2 separate regions of the Mus musculus genome follow, and region 1 is linked to region 2. A link is a loop called in an ENCODE intact Hi-C map of the cell type or tissue named here. Cell type or tissue: left cerebral cortex. All regions are shown on one strand.

Region 1 (8,000 bases), 53 kb after region 2:
AAGAATTGAGCCGACAGCTCCCCAGCTCCTGCACCATGGAGATCTGACTGGAGTGCTTAGGTCCCTAACTGGACACGGCAGTCTGCAGGAGCCAATGTTTCCTCTTAGCTCTCCTGCCTGCTGAGGAGGAGTCCAGTCTACTGGGCTCTGGCTAATGTCACAGAACGTTCACCATGACGTCTTCCCTTTAATTGAGAAAAGATGTGCCGCCGGGAACAGCCCACCAACCTCTGCCTGAAGGAGATGGCTGAAATGTTCTCCCTCTCTTTGAGGTTCAGGAGGCGGCCACAAGGTCCATGTGTTTCTTGGACAGTTGAAATGTGCACAACCAAGGAGCTTTTGGCGTTGATTTGAGCTTAATTCGAACTAGAGGTGGCTATGGCTATCAGGTTAGAGCAAACCTCGAGGGTGGATTCTGGAAGCTGAATGGTGATCAGGTATCAGTTTTCATGAGGGAAGCCCAAGGAACAAGGCTTCTTGGAGCCATAAGGCCAGACAGGGACCCTTTGGGGACAGAGGGATCTGCAGAGCTGGGTGCTGAGCAGAACAGAGAACACAGGCCCCATTCTACCCTAAAAATCACCCCACAAGGGAGACCACAGTCTTGCCCATCCCTCAGGCAGGCCCAAATGAGCTAGGACTCAAAAGTCTCAAAGAGCTAGGACTGCTACCCTGGGGAGGAGAAGGGACAGTGCTGCCTCTATAGTAATATGGGTGGAGATGAAAAGGGCAGGCAAAGGAGTGGGTGATAGTGGTCGGCACGGGGCAGCCCCCCAAAAGCTCATACCCTCGAACTCAGAAATCCACCTGCCTCTGCCTCCCAAGTGCTGGGATTAAAGGCTGGCCTTTTAAATTCTTACTGAGCTGAACAGTCAGGTTACTTTGATTGCAAACTCAGTTCTGTAACAGCATAGCAGGGTTTTCAGTGACTTCTGCCCTCTGTCAGGCCATTAGTGGGCTGCAGCCCCGCTTCCTCACGTTCTTCTGGCGTGTCATCTGTGCCAGCCTATAGCCCTTACTCCCTAGATCCTGCTCTGAGGTCCTTCAGCACAGGCTGGTGAGAGCCTGGGTGGAGGGGTTCCCGTGTCAGCATCAAATCCCCAGGGTGAAATCCCAGAGCCACTCCAGGACAGCTGCTCGAAGCCTGTCCCATGCTTCAAGCTATAACCCCCTGGGATTTGGCTGATCTAATGTGCACACCATAAGTTGTCTCATGGATGAATCAATGATTGGGAAGCATACTGGATTCTATGAGGTCCCTTCTCCCATGTAGGGGACACATGGGGCCTTCTGCTTCACCCTCTCCTTCCTTCTTCCCAGCATGAAAGGCCTAGATGAGGTTGGGTTCTTTCCCTGTCCTCTGGTTGAGAGTTTTGATCCAGGGTCACTGCTCAGTGGCCTCTGACTGGTGGCAGGATCCACCATGGGGTCCTGATCACCCTAGGATCCCTGTCAGGGCTGATTAATCAACTTAGCACAATGGCTGGACTGATGATCAAAAGCAAGGCTGCGAATCCCTTTGCCTGCCCTGTAGTCTCTGTCCCCTTCCCACACTCATCCTGGTGCCCAGCAGGTAGCCGGGCCTCGTGGACACAGGCAGGAAAGGGGGCTACTGAGCTGGATCTGGAACTGGAGGAAGGGAGGGGTGCGGAGAGCATGGGACAGGCGGGGACAGGCCCAGAGCAGGGTTGGGCCACACCAGCTCCTGGCTTCATAGCACCACACAGCTTGAGGTTTAGATAATTACACAGAGAACGAAATGTGCTCATGCCTCTTGTGACCCGATGTGGGTGGAAAGATGCAGGGGGCGTGGTTCAGCATTGTACAGACCAGGGCTCATACACATGCAGGCAGGAGGCCTCTACCTTAGAGGTGCTGGTCTCGGGAAGCAAGGAATGCCTTTATAGGGCACCCGGCAGGAGTGTGGCCTCTAGAGAGCCCTAAGTTCAGACCACTCCCCTACCTGTAAGACAACCAAAAATGCCTCGGTGGCCAGAGCTGTGGACGCATGAGTTGGCCTTATCTTGCCTCCAGAAGAGTTGGATTTCCAGGGGCTGTTGCACCAAGAGACCTAGACAAATATCTAAATAGACGATGGGCAGGGCCAGCGGTAGCCAGTCATGTGAGGGCCACATCCTAGTACTTACCACGTGACAGCAAGGCTTGGATATCACGCAGGCTAGAATCTCAGTCTGGAAAGCCACCCCCACACCTTCTATACAGTAAGCGCCCCACTTTAAAACAGAAACTCAAGCCGAACAAAACCAGTTTGCATTTCACTGCCAGAGCACCTGAGCACTTTGGGTCACTGGTTTGGAAACTTGGAGGTTCTGTTCTAGCGAGAACTGAAGGAGAGGATCGATGATTTACAGTGAGAGGTGAGACCTCTGGTCTGCCTGACCTCTGCCTGGCTTCATGTGGCTCAGCGAGTTTAGTGCGGTTTGCTCTGCTTCCAAACTGTGGTCTATAAAACCAAGAGTAATGAGAGACTTGTGTTGGACATTAGCAACCTTCCCTGCTCGCCTCAGGCTGGGAGGCTCCCCGTTGGGGAAGGACTTGTTTCTCTTTGTTCACACTTGGACTCCTTCTAAATAATGGGACTTATATTTCCAAAAGTTTCATATGATGACACTTCACAGTGAAGTCCCCCTTCACTGTGACGTGTTTACAGCTTATGCCCTGCCTCTCGCTCGGCACCCCTGTCTAGTTGCTTAGGATCCAGTGTCTCGTTTGGCTGCCTGTTCCCCCAGGCAGGTGGGGACACAGCTGTAGGATGAGCTCTTGGGTCTGTAGTGTGTGGGGCCTTGGCTTTCCTGCTGTTCATGTGTGTCATGCTCTTTGGGAGCCATTAAGCTACGAGGCTTAGGTGAGAGAATGTGTGTACCATGTGGCCATGTGATTCTGGCTGCGAGGTGTCACATCCAGTATGACACTTCCATGGTGTCATTTCAAGAAGGCAAACTAGATCTCGTGTAAACACTCAGGGCCAGAAGTTCACAGCTGGTTCATTTCACAGAGTCCCCACAGTCTGAGGCCTGATCTTATTCCCAAGTCAGTGCCCAGTCTGAAGGGTTGTTCCCACTCTAGACATCACGCGGGGTTTTCCAGTGGAAGGAGTGGGGGGTGGGGGCAGCGGGGGGAGAGGAGGACAGATGTCCATTCACTCTCCAGGGTACTCCAGACCGCCGCCCAACACTTGTATTTATGTACCACTGATGAGAACTTAGGGATGGGCCAGGAAGCTACAGGAAGTTAAGAGTAAGATTCTCTTGTAAGGGGTAAGGGAAATGCATATTGGGACGCCTCCAGGAGCCCACAGATTAACAGGAACACCCCCAACCCACAGAGGACAAAATTATCAAGCTCCTAGTTTAATCGACCAGAACTGTAGAAGTTTCTAGAAGTGAGCTCACTTACATCTAGAGCAGAAGAGGCTCAACCAGGGAATCCTACTGAAGTTCTGTCCTGTCTTGGGGTTACTCTATGAACAGAGAGAGCCCCACCTGCCTGAGGACCTGCTGCAATCTGCCCCACCCTTATAGGTGTCTCTGGAAAGGGACAGGTCTGTTGATCCACAGACTCCATTCTAGGGACACCAAGCCAGGCTCTGAACTTGCCATAGTATAGCATCGTCAGGGGAGAAGGCCTCCTCTGCACCACATCTGGCAAACAGAAGACACCCAGAACACGTGGCCACCTGGCTAGATAAGTACACAGACCATAGCGGAGTAAAATGACAGGCCCAGAGTAATGATTCAAAGGACCCTTGTCCTCGGTCCCCCACCCCCCTTCTTCCGCGATAGAGTGGACCCACAAATGCCTGGACTCAGTGCAGAGCCCCTCCTCCAGGCCTCCTGAAACTGCAGGCTCTTCCCAGCTGACCGTGCCAGTCACACCTAGGCTGGCTCTCCCTCCCACTACTTAGACAGCAGGTTAAGTTTGCAATGAATATTAGGACTACCCAGAGGCGCTTCTGTGTCCTAACCAGGCAGTACTGGAAGCCTCTAGGCTCTTTGAATTGATTGGGGAGCATCTTTAGTAGGGGGACCTCTGCAGGGCTCTGGGCGAGCGAGGGGGTGGGGAGAGAGGTGTGAGTCACAGTAACAGCCCGAGCGTGTTTTTCACAGGCTCGAAATGTGAGGCGCCAGAGTGACACCTGGGGCACCTGGGGCGAATGGAGCCCCTGCAGCAGGACCTGTGGAGGAGGCATCAGCTTCCGGGAGCGCCCCTGCTACTCCCAGAGGTAGGGAGGGAAAGCTTAGAGCCTGGCAGCAGTTTAAAAGAGGGCCAAGTGAGGAATGTCTGGCTGCTGGCTGGGAGCCTGACATCAGGGTCATTATGCGGCAGATTCACTGTGGAAGAGCGATGAGGCATACAGGAAAACAAGTATTTCCCATGTGTACTCACCCGGGATTCTAATTTAGCCTTGATTGAGAGGAGCTGAGCCGGGTTTACTTCCTCTGCCTTAAGCCTAGTGCTCCCGCTGGCGGGTGGTGGTCGTGGTAGTGGAGTGGTGGTCGTGGTGGTGGGGTTAGGGGTGGAATGGGGTGGAGTAGGAGCCGTGGGGGGCGTTGTGGGAGCTTCATTTGCAGAGTTAATGAACAGCGGCCGTCCTCAGTTCCTACTTGCTAAGGTTTCTTTGCTCTCAGCTGCTCTGTCAAGTGCAGAGGACCCTTTCCTGACAAGTGACTTATTAAGAATTTACTCGGTGCCCTGTGCTGGGATGGGAACTGTAAGGAGGGGGTCGGGTACGAAGGAACGGTAATGAGGCGCCTCCTACTGGCGTTTTTGTGAACTGGTTCCCGAGAACCTATGGGAGTCTGGCACATGACTGTCCTTTCAGCACTAGGGAAGTGGAGTCAGGATAATGAAATGTTCAAGGTCCTCCTCCGTTACAGAGTTAACCTGGGACTTAGTTTCACAAAACATAAATAAATAAATAAATAAGTAAGTAAATAAATAAATAAATAAATAAATAAATAAATATCAACCAGGCGGTAGTGGCTCACGCCTTTAATTCCAGTACTTGGTAGGCAGAGGCAGGCAGATCTCTGAGTTCAAGGCCAGCCTGGTTTACAGAATGAGTTCCAGAACAGCCAGGGCTACACAGAGAAACCCTGTTTTGAAAAAAAAACAAAACAAAAAACAAAACCCAAAACAAGCAAACAAAAATATCTCAACCGCTCCCCCTCCCACCCCACCCTACCCCCCCAAAAAAAATAAAACAGAAAAAGAACAGAACTTCTAACATCCTGGATTATTTATTACCAAATTGCAGACTGAATCCACAGGTAGAGTTCAAGGGCCTTGTGGCAGGAATCAGGTCAAGGGTAGGGACGGTCAGCCTAAGAACCATAAAACATAGTCTGGTTACACCCATCCAAGGGATTTAGGTCCGAGTGCAACCCCCAGCCCCCAATTGCTTTGGACTCTGGGCCAGCCTTGCCCACCAGGACGCCTCGTGGAGAGGCCATGAGAGCCCAGGAACGGGTGGGGAACGTTGGGGTCTTCCTGATGCTCTCGCTCTGCAGGAGAGACGGAGGCACCAGCTGCGTGGGCCCCGCGCGCAGCCACCGCACCTGCCACACGGAGGTAAAGCCTGCGTGTCCCTCCCCACCCCATCCCCGGCCGCCTCTCTCCTACCCTCCTCACGCCCCGCCTTCGACCTGCCAGGCACCTAGGGAGAGCAAGAAGCCTCTCCTGGGACAGGAGTGGGTGGGGCAGAAGCGCAGGACCCAGGGCTCCAGGACACGGAAGATGGATAGGGGAGGTCCTTAGCCGCCTCAGTGCCCACGCTGGCACCCATGTTCTCTGACATACATGTTCTCGTGCAGAGCTGCCCAGACGGCGTGCGGGACTTCCGGGCCGAGCAGTGTGCAGAGTTCGACGGCACCGACTTCCAGGGTCGGCGCTACCGGTGGCTGCCCTACTACGCAGGTAAGCAGCACCGCCCTGCTCTGTAGGCAGTTATTAAAGCACAATAGATCTTTTCTTTTCTTTTTCTTTTTTTTTAAGATTTATTTATTTATTATATGTAAGTACACTGTAGCTGTCTTCAGACACTCCAGAAGAGGGCATCCGATCCGATTACAGATGGCGGGGAATTGCTATAAAAGCCTTCACTCCTGGCAAGGGTGTACTCCCAGCTGCTGCTGCCTCCCTTGGGGGTTCTCAAAAGGCCTTGTTCTGGGATCAGCCTCCCACCCTCTTGCCCACCCAGCCCCCAACAGATGTTAAGTTTCTTTTCATTGCTATGATAAAACACCATTGAAGCTGGGCGTGGTGGCACATGCCTTTAATCCCAGCACTCGGGAGGCAGAGGCAGGCGGATTTCTTAGTTTGAGGCCAGCCTGGTCTACAAAGTGAGTTCCAGGACAGCCAGGGCTACACAGAGAAACCCTGTCTCGAAAAAACAAAAACAAAAAAAAACCAACCAACAACAACAACAACAACAACAACAACAACAACAAAAAACCCACCATTAAAAGGTAGCTTGCAAAGGAGTTTATTTGGACTTGTGACTGCAGAGAGAGAGAGTCTGTAATGGCTGGTGGCTGGTGTAGGGATCTGATTGATATTTCAACCACACACAATAAGAGAACTCAAGCCAGAGTTGAGGCAAGGAGGCTGGAAACTTTGAAAGTCCACACTCAGTGGTGTACACCACCCCACCAAGTCCCACAACCTCCCCAGACAGCACCACTAACTGGGGACCAAGTGTTTTCAATCCATGAGCCTGTGTGTGTGGGGGGGTGTTGTTTTTATTCAAACCATCACAGTTCGGTGCCAAGATGTCAGCTCTCTCCTCTTGCCCACCCAGCCCCTAATAAGTGTGAGCTGAACTGCATTCCCAAGGGGCAGAACTTCTACTACAAACACAAGGACGCCGTGGTGGATGGGACACCCTGTGAGCCTGGCCAGCGGGACATCTGTGTGGACGGAGTCTGCCGAGTGAGTGCTGCCCCCTCCCAGCTGGCTGGGGGACTATTATGGGTGATGTCTTCCAGCATCAGTGGGACCAAGTGGCTGTCAGGAGTTTGGTGGCTTAAGTCCTAGTTCCCAGAATGCAATGCAGTCATCACGGATATTCTCTGACGACCTCAGCTTTGTCCTTGAGAACACTAACCTCATCAAAGAAACTCTCTGGATGTCTAAAGCTGCCCTCAACCAAACCCAACCAAATGGGAAGGGGTGGCTGTAGAAGCCATGGGCTAGACATTCTCTACCCATCTCGTGCTTCCTTCTCCTCTGGGTCAGCTTCAGACTCGGGCAGGCTCTCCTCATGAGCATGAGACAAGATGGCAGCCCCAGGCCTCTACTACACCAGTCTGCCAGCATCTGAGTTCATAGCAGCCTGGTCTCAGCTCTCTGTCCTGTCAGCCTAAGGGAGGCAGGGAGTGGTTAGTGGCAGCTGGGACGGGTCTGAGCCATTCCGTGCCCTGCTGCCCTGCCTCGGGGCATTTGGAATCCTGAGCCTGCCTCTCCTGTTCTATCCCACCTTGCTTACTTTCTACCTCCCCCCCCCCTTCCCCGCAGGTGGTTGGCTGTGATCACAAGCTAGACTCAATCAAGCAGGAGGACAAGTGTCTGCAGTGTGGGGGTGATGGCTCATCCTGCTACCCGGTCACAGGAACCTTTGATGGCAATGATCTCAGCAGAGGTGGGGTCGTACGGGGGTCTCCGCAGGGGTCTGTTGCCCGCCCGTCTTGGCTTGCCTGTCACCTTCTCTGACCAGGGCTTGAGGCCAAGTAATCCTCACGGCACTCAGTGGGTCTGGCTCGGGTCACGTGGCTGCAGAGTAGAGGCTATGTCCTATACAGGGTCCTTCTCATGTGCCCACCTTGGTTGGGACGATCACCCATGTGTGTGCAGTCCAATGTCACACCGCTGACGCCTGGATGCCTGCCACCCTCATCCTGCTCCACCTTTTCCATGTTGTTCTCTCTCCCAAGCTGTCCTGGTGTCCAGAACCTATTCCCAGAGCACCCTCCGCCCCCGCC
Region 2 (8,000 bases):
AGAGCCTCAGTTTTCATTTGACAGCAGGAGGGAGTTGAGAAGGGGACATAGGCATCATGTAGCCGAGAGCACTCCCTGCAGGAACTACCTCTATAGCTTGTTCAGAGTTCCTTGGTCACTATGCAGTCTCATGGCCACACCTGCTGTAAGGGCAGAAGTAAGGTCATTGTGCTGGAAGCCTTGGCACTTGGAATTAAGGCATTTTTATGTGGGGCTGTCGAGATGGCTCAGCAGTTAAGAGCACTGACTGCTCCTCTAGAGGTCCTGAGTTCAATTCCCAGCAACCACATGGTGGCTCACATCCTTCTGTAATGGGATCTGATGCACTCTTCTGGTGTGTCTGAAGACAGCTACAGTGTACTCATATAAATAAAATAAATATTTTTAAAAAAGGTATTTTTATGTAAATGAAATACGAGAAGACAACTCCAATAATGGTCACCCTAGAGATAAAAAACCATTGCTTAAACCCTGTGACCTCTCTCTAATAACTGTTGTCCAGCCTTAGTAGTTACTGTGGCAGCATCTGGTTATTTAACAGAGTCTATTAAGCTATGGAGAAAACCTTGGGTGAGATCATTATTTCAGAACAAAGCATCCACTAGATGGAGCCAGTGCCTACCTGTGAGTTCATCTCTTCATAGTCTATTTCCTCTTACTCAGAAGACGTTATTTTAGAGGATAGCTATTTTTCTTAAGCTAAAAACTATTGGGTACAGGGTTGGAGAAATGGTTTAGCAGTTAAGAGGGTGCACCACTCTTGTGGATGTACTGAGGGGTCCATAACACCCACGTCAGAGAGCTCATAACCAGCTTCAGGGATTGGGTGCCTCTGCCCTTCATGAACATCTGCCCACATTCACGCAATGCACACACACACAATTTAAAATAAAAATATATGCCTACATTTAAAAATATTATTTGAGTGCTGCTTCACCCCTCCTCCCTCTCTTTAGCCCTCACCTTTCTTACTCTCTAGCCCTCCTTCTCTCTCTCCCTTCCCCTCTCTCTCCACATGGCCATGGCCGGCCTCTCTCTCTCTTTCTACCTTCTCTCTTTCCCCTGCATTTCTACAACAAAGCTCTAAAACCATTTAAAAAAAAATATTACCTAGAGCTAGGGTGGTACAGACCACAATCTCCACACTTGGAATTCAAAGGCAGGAAGATCACGTGTTCAAGTACAGCCTGGGCTACATGGTGAGTTCCAAGCTAGCTTGGGGTTTCTTATTAGATTCTGTGTCAAAAACTAACCAACCAAATAAAAATATCCTTGGTTGACTGATGACCTGCAAAAGGCACCTTCTAAAAGACTCATTAAACCGCAGACCTCACAGTGAATTACAGTTTTAAGAGTGTGCTGTTTGACATATGCATTAACACTCTGGTGTTTTGTTTCCCTCTGTAGAATCTACACCCCATTCACAGAAGACACTGAGACTGTAGGCCAAAGAGCCCTGCACTCGATCCTGAATGCGGCCATCATGATCAGTGTCATTGTCATTATGACCATCCTCCTGGTGGTCCTGTATAAATACAGGTGCTACAAGGTGAGCACGAGGCAGTCTGCTGTCCGCCTTGACCTGCCTATGGGTTGTCCTTGTGTGTGTGGGAGGGGAAGGGTGGGAGAGTTGGGGGCGGGGGAGATGTGTATGCAGGCCTGTGCATGTCAGAGTGTGCGTGTGCAGTTGGTAGGACCACTTTGTGGAATGCATCTTTTCCTTCCATCTTTGCTTGGGTTTTGGATATCAAATCTCCAAGCTTGTAAGCGTCACGTTCTGAGCCCCTTCACAGCCTCCTTGTCTTGACTTGGTCTAGCAAAGAGGAAGTGTCTTATATTTTGGATCTAAGTTATTTTTCCTTTTATTCTGAAGCATGTTGAAAGTACCAGAAGACATACATGGAAAACAGGTGTTTTCATGTAAGGTCACATGTTTTCAGTATTTTGATTTATAGTGTGCCTATGGCATTCCAAAGACTTTTGTATATATTGTCCTTAACAAATAGTGCTATAGAATTTAAGTGCCCCATAAGCCACCTTCAGATGCTGCTACTGAACGCAGTAGTGACTGGCCCCTCACTTGAGAACCAGCATCATTTGCTTAGTCTCTCAGAGCAGCCCTGCTTCTTACCTTGGTCAATGGGCACAGGGAGAAGTTGCAGCAGAGATGCAGGCCCAGCCTCCCAGCCTGTCCCCCTCTCTCCCTCTCCTCCCCTCTCTTCTCCCTCTCTTCTCCCCCCTCCTTCCCCCTCCTCCTCCCCTCCCTCCCTCCCTCCCTCCCTCCCTCAGTAAGCAACTGCGTCCTGGACCTCAGCCACCCAGCACATGCTTCATACTCAAACCTCAGAAAATCAACAAATCAATACTGGTCATGGAATCTTCAGGTCGTCCTCAGTAGTAGGAACAGTAAATGTTAACTCTCCGTATTGAAGTTTACTCTCTGTCTACATTATTTTCTCCTAGATTTTTCTTTGGGGTTTGTTTTGTTTTGTTTTGTTTTGTTTTTTGAGACAGGGTTTCTCTGTGTAGCCCTGGCTGGCCTCAAACTCACTCTGTAGACCAGGCTGGTCTCAAACTCAAAAGATTCACCTGCCTCTGCCTCCCCAGCGTTGAGATTAAAGATCTGCGCCGCCACCACCTGACAAATAGCGTGTTGTGCAGCGGTTTTCTCCGCACGTCTCACTGCACCTGTGTCTGTCTGCTTGCCAGTCTTTACCTCCTGGTCCCTTTCTTGGCCTTAGTGGACACATCCTGGACCTCAGCTGATTAGGGACCAGGCTTGTTCTTTTGCCTCCTTTTACGATTTTATTGGGGGTAGAATTCTGCCTTCTTCCACGTTTATTCTCCCCCACTTCCAGATTTCCTGCCTTTCATTTTTCAAAGTTGCCTGTGTACTACATACAGAGGTGTGGACTCAGCATTGAATTTCCTGAGAGTTTTTTTTCCTAGTAATCTTGGGAAGTTACTTAGTTTCTGTGTACTTTTACATTCCATATGGAGAAAGAGGCCACCATCTGTAAACTACCTCTCCTTGCCTCTGTTTTCAGTTTTTCCTGCACTGATCTGTTGATGACAATAAGCCAACTGTATGGACTATGTGCGTACTCCGTGTTTCATTTGGCATCTCACGAGCAGTGCATGCGCACACCTCCTACTTTCCCAGCTGTCCAGATGAGGCGTGGGGGCAGGGTCACAGTTGCTGTGGGTCAGAGACTAATGAATCAGTTTGGGAATTCGCGTTCAGAATTTGGCCTTGATTGACTGACAGGCATTATGTAAAATTCCTCTCAAACCTAGTCCTTCTTTCCTAAAGGCCATGGTCCTTGGCGCCCCCATGGAATCTGTTTATCTGCTTGGCAATACTTCCCTAGTTCTATCCGCTGCCTTTGCAAACTTGGTTTTTCTGGATCCTCTCGCCATTGGCTTGTTAGTGTGCGTTCTGACCTTGGTTCCTTTCCTCCTCTGCAGTTCCCCTCAGGCTCACAACCCAGTCCCAGACTCTGGAGGCTTTCCCCTCCTTTGTTTCTCAGAGAGCCCTGATTAGGGCTGGAGAAATGGTTTATCCGTAGGAGCACTGGCTGCTCTTGCAGAGGACATGAAACCGATGAATTTAGTTTCCTACTCCCACGTCTTGGCTCATATTCGTTCCTCACTCTGTTTCCAGGGGATCCAACAACAACCTCTTTTGGCTCCTGGGGTGGCAGGCACAAATGGCACTTACTGCATACATATACACACATGCACAGGGAAACCATGCATACACATAAGGAAAAAAAAAAACCTTTGAAACAAAATCACTTACTCTCTGGATTAATTTTGTACCCTCAGATCTAACCTTAAATTTTTTTAAAATTAAGTTTATATAGTGTATGTCATGTGGACATGTATGTTCCATGCTTCATATGTAGAAGTCAGAGGTGAGTTTGCAGGAGTCATTTCTCTCCTTCCATGTTGTGTGACAGACTTTTCCTGCAGCACACATCTGCTCGCCAGAAAAGATGAGCGTAGCACTCAGTAGCAAAGTAAAAACAACTGAGCCGGGGTCTGACGAGCGAGCCAGTGAGGCAAAGGACAGACTTTTTTCTTTTCTTTTTTTCTTTTTTGAGACAGGGTTTCTCTGTGTAGCCCTGGCTGTCCTCGAACTCACTCTGTAGACCAGGCTGGCCTCGAACTCAGAAATCTGCCTGCCTCTGCCTCCTGAGTGCTGAGATTAAAGGCGTGCGCTAACACTGTCTGGCAAGGATATACTTACACTGAGAGGTTGCTTACAAGGAGCAGGGATGATTCAAAAGCAGCTCTGTCCCTGAGAGGGCCACTCCAAAAAAAAAAAAAAAAAGCTGCCACCCTGGAGCTCCCTGCATGGCTGTGGGCAGCTCCCAGCTACCTTTCTGCATTTGGGCTGCTAGAATCTCCACCCCAAGCGGTCGTTTGCTCCTTTGTATGTTGTTGCCGACTGGGCCGCAGGAATCTTGTGAGGTTCTGTTCCCTCAGCTATGTGGCCTTTGATTTCGTTTGAGGCTTCTAAAGGGAATGTCTCAGATCAGAGGAAAATAAATGTCATCCAAGAGGACCTGCCTCAGTTGTCACGCCTGCCAGCAAGTGCCTTCACCAACAAAGCTATCTTGCTGTCCTGAAGACAACTTTGATTCAGTGCTTTCAGCCTAGAAGTCATTGCTTATTGGACCCATGGTTTGTTGGTTGATTTATTAATTCTACTTTGATATCTACAAACACATATCCTCCATCCCCTTATCTTCAATAGGTCTGCTTTGCTAACTTTTTTTTAAACTTTATTTACTTATTTATTTAATTCATTTTACAGTCTAATTGCTGCCCTCCCCTCACACAGTCCCCTTCCCCCTTCTCCTCTGAGAGGGTGGAGGCCCCCATTGGGTCTCCCCCCACCCTATCACATCACGTCTTTGAGGTCTAGGTGCAACCTCTCCCACTGAGGCCAGACAGTGCAGCCCAGTGAAGGGAACATATTTCACAGATAGGCAACAGCTTTGGGGACATCTCCTGCTCCAGTTTTTGGGGTACCCACATGAAGACCAAGCTGCACATCTGCTGCCTGGGTGCAGGGGCCTGCTTTGCTGGCTTTGATGTTGCTCCTGTTCATCCATTGTCTTCTTTCTTACTGGTCACTTCCTTTCCCAAGTTCCTCTAGGCCAGTCATCCCCAGGCTAGCCTTTCTACTTCTTTAGCTTGATTTCACGTGCCACAAAAACAAAGGTACCCCAGTGTCTTGGGGCTTTTTTAATTGTTGTTTGTTTTGAGATAGAACCTCATTGCATATTCTGGCTGTCCTAGAGCTCAATGTGTAGACCAAGCTAGCCTCAGACTCATGGATTAAAGGCAATACTCAGCCATGCCTCGTCCTTTTAATGAAAGTGCTAATGCTCCCTCCCATCACCCTCTTTCCGTACTTAAGGTATATTTTCAACTTCCTTGCATCTTCTACGGTTTGTTAATACTGTTACTTGAAATCTAGTAGTTATAGTTTTCATTTCTAGAATTTATATTTGTCTGTTTTAAAGATGTTAGATCATTTTGGGTATAATCTTTTTGTCCAGATTTAATTTTTTTCCTATTAGTTTCCTGTCTTTATGATATCTTAAGTTTTGGGGAAGGATAATTCTATTGACTTTTACTCATGGTGATTTATACCGTGAATGAGTGATTTCTGGTCATTTTGAGTTTATATCTTTGAAGAGTTTATTAGAGTCATTTTGCATGCACGTGAGCAGTTGAAGATTGGCACATGCCAAAAACTGCCTTTGACCCTCATGCCACCTGACCTGATTTCTATTTTCCTTTAAAATTTTTTTTTTTTTTTAGGGAAAAGAGGGCTTCTAAGAATTTTTCCTTTTCTTTGTCACTTCTAACTGTATTTGAGATTGTATTCAACTATTAAGATTAGTGTCTTCTAGAAAGGAACAGGGCGGCCAGTTCAAAATAAAACAGTCCTATGAGGGGGGAGTGAGGATGATCATAGGAAAGATAAAAAAAATATATGCAAGGGACAGGTATGGGAGGGCTGCAGGTCAATACCACACCAGCATCAAGTGTATTTCTCATAGCCTTCTTATACTACAGTACCGAGGGAAGCAAAGCCATAGGCTAACAGAAACAATTGCTGAAAAATACACAGGTGACATCTATTCTCATCCAAAAGCCTCCCTGTTCCTTCCACCAAGGTCAATAGAATCTTCAGCCCCTTGCCTTGAGCCTCAAGTGCACCTCCTCTTATTGTTCCATGCCTCAGCAGGCCAGGAAATCTGCCATCAGACCCTCACCTGCCTTGATTCTGCCTGGCAGGCAGACTCACAAACACACACACACACTCACTCTCTCTCTCTCTCTCTCTCTCTCTCTCTCTCTCTCTCCCCCCTCTCCCTCTCTCCTCTGCTTCCAACATAGAAAATTTTAGAGAATCTGTCCACTGTATTTTTATAAATACAGAGAGATGGGTTCATTTTAGTTCAGCGTTTTCAGGGTTAGCAAAAATAATGTCTATTGTTGTGGGCTACAGGGTATTTCTCAGTGGTACTTGCATGCATTCTTAGCTGCCCTCACCTAACAGGCACACACACACAGCCCTATCCTGGCCAGAGTGGGGTCTCAGCGCCTCCCATCTTTGTCTTTTCTACAGCTGCTATGCCCCTCAAATCCTGGGTTGTCTTCCTACTTTGGCACCAACTGTTGTTTTGACCTTCTGTCTCACCGGTGGTTAGAGTGCACATGTGAATGGGATGTGTGTGTTGGGATGCAGTGTTGTTTTTTGTTTGTTTGTTTGTTTGGGTTTTTTAAATATATTTTTGTTTTGTTTTCAAGTTAATGCTGAACTCATAGAATGGGTTGGGAAGTGATGTACCCTCCTGGTCTCTTTTCTTCATTTACACCTAAGAATTGGAACATATGTGTTGTCTTGCTGTTCGTGTTTATTGAGTCTTCTTTCACATAAACAGGTTTTTCTAGTATTTATATATTGTATAATTTGGGTTATATCTTGGGCACTTTGTTTTCAGTTTTTAAAAATCAAGTATTTTATTTATTACTAGTTCTGTCAAGAGTTCAGGCCAGGAAATTTCATAGTGAAACTCTATTTAGAAAACAAGAGTCTGGAGAGATGGCTCAGCAGTTAAGAGCACTGGCTGCTTTTTCAGAGGTCATGAGTTCAATTCCCAGTACTCACATGGAGGCTCACAACCATCTGTAACTACAGTTTAGGAAAATTTGACACCCTCTTCTGGCCTCTGCCCCTGACTGACTAACAAACACACATACACACACAGTGCATAAATATACATGTAGACAAAACACCCATACACATAAAATACCTTTTTAAAATAGAACAAGAGTCACGGCCACATACGCTTCCTGGGAGATAGAGCAGTGAACTCGAATGGCTTCCAGATAGGATTTCTGGTTTCTTGGGACTTTTCTGTCTTTGTTCTTCCAGCTAGACACTGAGACTGTTTCCTGGTGTCAGGGCCAAAAGCTGGGAAGTCAGGGAGCTACACAAGACTCGTCTCATACCCTGATGAACACCGGCTCCCGTCAGAATGAAGATTTTGTTCTCCCTAAGTGCAGGGCTCCAGCCTCCTCTTTCCTACGACTTGGGGGTGGCTGGTGGCTGGCTTAAGAGAGACCAGTGGATCTCCCCTTGTCTTGCTAGTGCCAGCTCTGGCAGGCCTTGCATGGAAGTGAGCAGAAAGGAAGGGTTAAAGGCTACTGAAGCCACGCCACTTGCACTTTCCTAGCTCCCTGCCTTCTCTCGTAGTCCGCAGCTAGCTGAGGTTTGAGTTCTTCCAGGTGCAGCTGTAAACAGAGAAGAGACCGTAGAACGTGCTTAATTCTGTCAGCTAGACCTGGCCTTCACATTTGGGTCAGTTCTGTACATGTTTTAATTATGCTAAATTTGAAAACATCTGGAATGTTGGTACCCAACTCTATTTCTACCCTCGTTCATCTGTGCTGTTTCGTGTTGTTTTTTAATG

What was found. A loop is a pair of places that touch in the nucleus more often than their neighbours do. Peaks named below come from ENCODE experiments on the same cell type or tissue, not always from the same donor. Only the 100,000 strongest peaks of a DNase experiment are listed, where the experiment ranks them.
Region 1: a loop joins it to region 2, with 4 times the contacts of the local background. A loop is called at or near these places in 22 of 42 quality-filtered maps.

What each region holds. Positions count from the first base shown.
Region 1 is chr12:83,766,288-83,774,287 of GRCm38, forward strand. It overlaps Papln (papilin, proteoglycan-like sulfated glycoprotein), which reads left to right. Exons shown (of 27, transcript NM_130887.3): 3 at 4,128-4,243; 4 at 5,532-5,592; 5 at 5,835-5,937; 6 at 6,821-6,951; 7 at 7,537-7,660. Among named protein-coding and RNA genes, the nearest start is that of Papln, 6.7 kb to the left of the region's middle. In left cerebral cortex, a CTCF peak has its summit at 4,778 (motif pointing left); a DNase peak (open chromatin) is centred at 4,763.
Region 2 is chr12:83,713,357-83,721,356 of GRCm38, forward strand. It overlaps Psen1 (presenilin 1), which reads left to right. Exons shown (of 12, transcript NM_001362271.1): 5 at 1,408-1,549. Among named protein-coding and RNA genes, the nearest start is that of Psen1, 29 kb to the left of the region's middle. In left cerebral cortex, a CTCF peak has its summit at 601 (motif pointing right); DNase peaks (open chromatin) are centred at 602, 3,138 and 3,624; H3K27ac peaks cover 1,325 bases.